Linked DNA regions of Homo sapiens: region 2 is linked to region 1. The links are chromatin loops, found by intact Hi-C in ENCODE. Cell type or tissue: B cell. All regions are shown on one strand. Links, peaks and the distances in the headings refer to the core of each region. The heading gives the core; the rest is flanking DNA. Region 1 overlaps ZNF710 (zinc finger protein 710). Region 2 overlaps WDR93 (WD repeat domain 93).

Evidence for each region. Peaks named below come from ENCODE experiments on the same cell type or tissue, not always from the same donor. Only the 100,000 strongest peaks of a DNase experiment are listed, where the experiment ranks them.
Region 2: it touches region 1 in a loop (13-fold over the local background); 49 of 110 quality-filtered maps call a loop at or near these places.

Annotation. Positions count from the first base shown.
Region 1 is chr15:90,070,054-90,072,966 of GRCh38, forward strand. All of the region lies in intron 2 of ZNF710 (zinc finger protein 710), which reads left to right. Among named protein-coding and RNA genes, the nearest start is that of ZNF710-AS1, 11 kb to the right of the region's middle. In B cell, for the core only: a CTCF peak has its summit at 1,382 (motif pointing left); a DNase peak (open chromatin) is centred at 1,378.
Region 2 is chr15:89,739,009-89,741,921 of GRCh38, forward strand. All of the region lies in intron 16 of WDR93 (WD repeat domain 93), which reads left to right. It also overlaps a transcript of MESP1 not described here. Among named protein-coding and RNA genes, the nearest start is that of MESP1, 11 kb to the right of the region's middle. In B cell, for the core only: CTCF peaks have their summits at 1,221 (motif pointing right) and 1,427; a DNase peak (open chromatin) is centred at 1,233.

The DNA.
Region 1 (2,913 bases), core at 94-2,593:
AAACTTGTGACCCTGTCTCTCACGGTAGACACTATAGGGAGTTGGGGAGCTGTTAATACCCTGCCAGGCCTAGAAACCAGCAATTTGTAGGTTTCATTGCAGAGGCTCCTGCAGTCAACTGCTAGTAGCTGCCTAAAATGTAATGTCAAGAAAGAGTCTAGCCAGGCATGGTGCTGCACACCTGTAGTCCCAGTTACTCAGGAGGCTGAGGTGGGAAGTTTGCTTGAACCCAGGAGTTTGAGGCTATGATTGCTCCTATTAATAGCCACTGCACTCTAGCCTGGGCAACATAGCAAGACATTTTTTTTTTTTTAAGAAAAAAAAAAAGGAAGAATTCTGGGCTGGATGCAATGGCTAACAGTAATCCCAACACTTTGGGAGGCTGAGGCAGGAGAATCACTTGAGCCCAGGAGTTTGAGACCAGCCTGGCTAACATAGTGAAACCCTGGCTCTACTAAAAATATTTTTTAAAAATAGCTGAGTGTGGTGGTGTGCACCTGTAGTCCCAGCTTGAACCCAGGAGGCAGAGATTCCAGTGAGCCGAGATCACACCACTGTGCTCCAGCCCAGGTGACAGAGCAAGACTCTATCTCAAAAAAAAGAAAAAAATCAAAAAATTAGCCAGGCATGGTGGCACACACCTGTGGTCCAGCTACACATGAGACTGAAGCAGGAGGATTGCTTGAGCCCAGGAGGTCAAGGCTGCAGTGAGCTGTGATTGCGCCACTGCACTCCAGTCTGGGCAACAGAGCAAGACTCTGTCTCCAAAAAGAGAAAAGGATTCTGAAACTGAATCTAGGCTTGGCAATAAAACCCTATGATGGATTGTTAATGTCTGCAAGGAGTGATTGTGCAGGGTGACAGCATATATGCTATATATTTGCCATCTTTCTCCTCTACTGGGGGACTTAAAAATCCCAAGTCCAGGGCCTGGCACAGTGGCTCACGCCTGTAATCCCAGCACTTTAGGAGGCCGAGGCGGGCAGATCACAAGGTCAGGAGTTCGAGGCCAACCTGGCCAACATGGTGAAGCCCCGTCTCTACTAAAAATACAAAAATTAGTTGGGCGTGGTGGTGGGCGCCTGTAGTCCCAGCTACTCGGGAGGCTGAGGCAGGAGAATTGCTTGAACCCGGGAGGCAGAGGTTGCAGTGAGCCAAGACCGTGCCGCTGTACTCTAGCCTGGGCAACAAAAGCAAGACTCTGTCTTAAAAAAAAAAAAAAAATCCCAAGTCCACAGAGTGTTAATACTGTGAAGAAAAGCTGAAAGCAAAAACCAAAGGCTAATAAAACTGGAAATGTCCCTATTATCAGCCTAAATTTGTACAATGTGCACATCATGTGTTTATAAAAGAAACTCCTGAATGGCAGGGCCCCCTGGTGGTCATACACATCTGCGATGTGTCAGGAGGGGGTATACAGCACAAGACACAGTCCCTGCTGCTAAGAGACATAGACACGGGAACCATTAAGTTATAATACAAAGTTTTTATACCAAACAAGCAGTTAAGACAGCAGCTGTGACCACAGACACATGTCCCACTGGGTTCCTACTAAATTACTAACTCATCAAAAAGAAAACAGCTCCCAACTTAAAAAAAATTTCTTTTATTTATTTATTTTTACTCTTTTTTTTTTTTTTTTTGAGACGGAGGCTTACTCTGTCACCCAAGCTGGAGTGCAGTGGTGTGATCTCAGCTCACTGCAACCTCCGCCTCCTGGGTTTAAGCAATTCTACTGCCTCAGCCTCCTGAGTAGCTGGGATTACAGGCGCATACCACGCTCAGCTAATTATTGTATTTTTAGTAGAGATAGGGTTTCACCATGTTGGCCAGCCTGGTCTCGAACTCCTGACCTTGTGATCTGCCCACCTTAGCCTCCCAAAGTGCTGGGATTACAGGCATGAGCCACCGTGCCCGGCCTTTTTCAAATTTTAGAGATAGGGTCTTGCTATGTTGTCCACACTAGTCTTGAGTTCCTGGCCTCAGGTGATCCTCTTGCCTCAGCCTCCCAAAATGCTGGGATTACAGGTGTGAGCCACCGTGCCCAGCCCAGCTCCCAGCTTTTATCCTAATTTTCCTCCATGGATAATAAATTGGACCCCTTTGCACACAACACCCTGTCCTGCTCTGGGAGTGACCTCCAAACCGTAGAAAAGAAAGTTCACAGTCCAAACCAGTGGGTTTTCTCCTGGAATCCATGTCTCCTGGGGGTGAATAGCCCAAAGTCCATCAATGATAAGAATCATCTGGGGGCCCTGTTGAGAATAAAAATTCCTGGGCCCATCCCAGGCCCCATGAATTAGACCCTCCAGGGAGCGGCCTGCAAGGCTGTATGTTGGATGAGAACTACAGGTGGCTGTTATCACCAGGGAAATTAGGAAAACACTTTCAAGAGATGAGTGGATAGGCTCTGGGAGTTTGAGACCCTTCGAAATTCTACATAGACCTAAGTGCCATTTTTGGGGGGGTGTCCATAGCTTCAATCATATTATCAAAAGGGTCTGAACCAAAAAGGCCACCAAGAGACAGCATGGAGGATAAAAACACATACACGTGTCCTTGATCTGATGAAATAGTCCACAGACAGCGGGCAGACCCTGTGTCTTCTTGGCGACAGACCCCTGCCGCCTAGTGTGGTACTGGCTTGGAGCAGGTGCCCGGTAAATGGTTGTTGAATGAATGAATGAATGAGCACACATTTGCCTTAGTGCACTAGTACAGACCTTATGTACACATCCACCCTGGGGGCAGGAGACAGCAGGTATCTGGATCGTTACAGTAAAGCACAGCCTATTTCTATTACTGAAAGGCTTCCTGGAGTAAGTGGCTCTGCCCCCACATTCTTCGGTGGTTTTAAACAAGTGTTACCTATTTTGGAATACCCTCAAAAAGAGACATTTCCCAGAAAGTGTG
Region 2 (2,913 bases), core at 210-2,709, 330 kb before region 1:
GAGGCTGAGGTGGGGGAGAATTGCTTGAACCTGGGAGGCAGAGGATGCAGTGAGCCAAGATCGTGCCATTGCACTCCAGCCTGGGTGACAGAGTCAGACCCTGCCTCAAAAAAAAAAAAAAAAAGTATGTTTGGATTATTAGACACAATCCTTAAGATGGGGTTGGCAAACTATGACCTGTGGGCCATATCCAGTCCACTGCCTGGTTTTGTAAATAAGGTTTTATTTGAACACAGCCGTGCCCATTTGTTTATGTATTATCTATGGCTACTGTATGCTATGGCAGGATTGAAGGCTGCGAAGGAGACAGCATGACCTATAAAGTCTAAATTATTTACATTCTGGGCCTTTACAGAAAATGTTTGCCAACCCATGATCTAAGACCCCTTTCTTTTACCCATCATTCAGATAAACCGTTATGTGTGTGTTTCTCCTCTTCCCCTTCCTCTTTCCACTCTCCCTAATCCTGCAAGCACTGTTTTCTTGCCCTCCTTTCTGCTATCAAAGCATAAGGAACAGTACTCAGGCCATTCTGGAGAAATAGGTGTCTCTTCTAATCCATCTCACAATAAATTTCTGGGGATTTGCAAATCCTTGTTGATGATTCCTTTTGGGATCTGACCACACATTTCGGGTGGACTGGGGTCATCAGTGGAGTCCTGGATCCTCGTCCCGGGCCTGCCACTACAGAACTAGGTGGCTCTGGCAGGTTCCTTTCCTTCCAGTGCCTAGATGTTCCTATGTATGTAACGTGACCTCTGAGATTCTGTGATCTCTCCAATCACCATAATGTCTCTTCACGACTGTCTCCCCCTTTCTCTGTGTAGACTCTTTACTCAGGGAAGAGTCACTTCACGACTATTTCCCCCTTTCTCTGTGTAGACTGTTTACTCAGGGAAGATTGAAGTAGACTGGTTAAGATATGCAGGTCTGGAGCCAAACAGACCTGAGTTTGATTCTGACACTACCACTTACAATGAGACCTTGGGCGAGTTACTCAGCCTCCTCATTCAGTCAAAAAACACATATTGTGCACCTGTGAGATGCCAGGCTGTGTTCTGACCATTTTAATGATGCCTGATTTTTTTTGGCTTAAGGTATTAAGTGGGATGATACATGGAAAGTACCAGGCACAGAGTGGTTGCTCAGTAAATGGTAGTTATGACCATGATGATGGCTCCCTGCTAATCCAAGTTCATGCCTGGGAAAATTCTAAACATTACCACTAGGTGGCACCATAGCTCCTCTCCGCTTCCTAGCTCATACCTGCACTTAACAGGGGCGTTCAAGTCCTTCCTGCATTGTAGTGGGTCGCTGGGAGGCTCTCGGTACCTCCCGGAGGGAAATGTGCCTATTCGTCAGGAGACGAATATGGTCTCATGAGTCTCTGGGGAGAGAGAGGCAATGAAGAAGGCGATGGTTGACATTGGCCCTCTCTAAAGGTCTACCAAGAATGTTCAACTATTCTTCACAGGGAGGGTTTTTGTTTTTTGTTTTTGTTTTTGTTTTTGAAACAGAGTTTCACTCTTATCACCCAGGCTGAAGTGCACTGGCGCGATCTCGGCTCACTGCAACCTCTGCCTCCCGGGTTCAAGCGATTCTCCTGCCTCAGCCTCCCCAGTAGCTGGGATTACAGGCATGCGCCACCACGCCCGGCTAATTTTTGTATTTTTAGTAGAGATGGGGTTTCTCCATGTTGGCCAGGCTGGTCTCGAACTACTGACCTCAGATTATCTGCCTGCCTCGGCCTGCCAAAGTGGTGGGATTACAGACATGAGCCACCACGCCTGGCCTGATTTTATTTAAAAGCTGCAAATGTATAGATTACTTTTTTAAAAAGTGTTAAATTGGCCGGGCGCGGTGGCTCACACCTGTAATCCCAGCACTTTGGGAGGCCAAGGCGGGTGGATCACCTAAGGCCAGGCGTTCGAGACCAGGCTGGCCAAAATGGTGAAACCCCGTCTCTACTAAAAGTACAAAAATTAACCGGGCACGGTGGCAGGTGCCTATAATCCCAGCTACTCAGGAGGCTGAGGTAGGAGAATTGCTTGAACTCAGGAGGTGGAGGTTACAGTAAGCTGAGATCATGCCATTGCACTCCAGCCTGGGCGACAGAGCAAGAATCTGTCTCAAAAAAAATAAATAAATAAGTGTTAAATATTCTTTATTTGCTATTACACATAAATCACACCAGAATCTCTTTCAATAAGTAAAAGGGATTTTATTTTATTTTTATTTTGTCTATTTTTTGAGACAGGGTCATCCAGGCTGGAGTGCAGTGGTGCAATCACAGCTCACTGCAGCCTTGACTTCCCGGGCTCAGGCAATCCTGCCTCAGCCTTCCGAGCAACTGGGGCCACAGGCATGCGCCACCACACCCAGCTAATTTTTTTATTATCTGTGGAAGCAGGGTCTCCCTATGTTGCCCAGGCTGGTCTTGAACTCTTAGGCTCAAGTGACCCTCCCACCTGGGCCTTACAAATTTCTGGGACTATCAGTGTGAGCCACCATTCTCAGCCTAAAAGAAACCATTACAGATACAGGGAATTCTACTTAGATTGGCAGAGTTAAGGTCAAAAATATAAAGTACACATTGCTACTTTACCTTCAGCCCTTTCCTTTAAGAGGCAAATCAACACAAAATATGGTGCATCTTGCTTGGTTCTGAGACAGTGAAGGAATTTCTCCAGTGTTTAAATATATTCATATAACCGGTTATATAAATCTAAATATAAAACCTATCTCCAATACTTTTTTTTTTTGAGATGGAGTCTCGCTCTGTCGCCAGGCTGGAGTGCAGTGGCACAATCTCAGCTCACTGCAACCTCTGCCTCCCAGGTTCAAGTGATTCTCCTGCCTCAGCCTCCCAAGTAGCTGGGACTACAGGCACATGCCACCATGCCCAGCTAATTT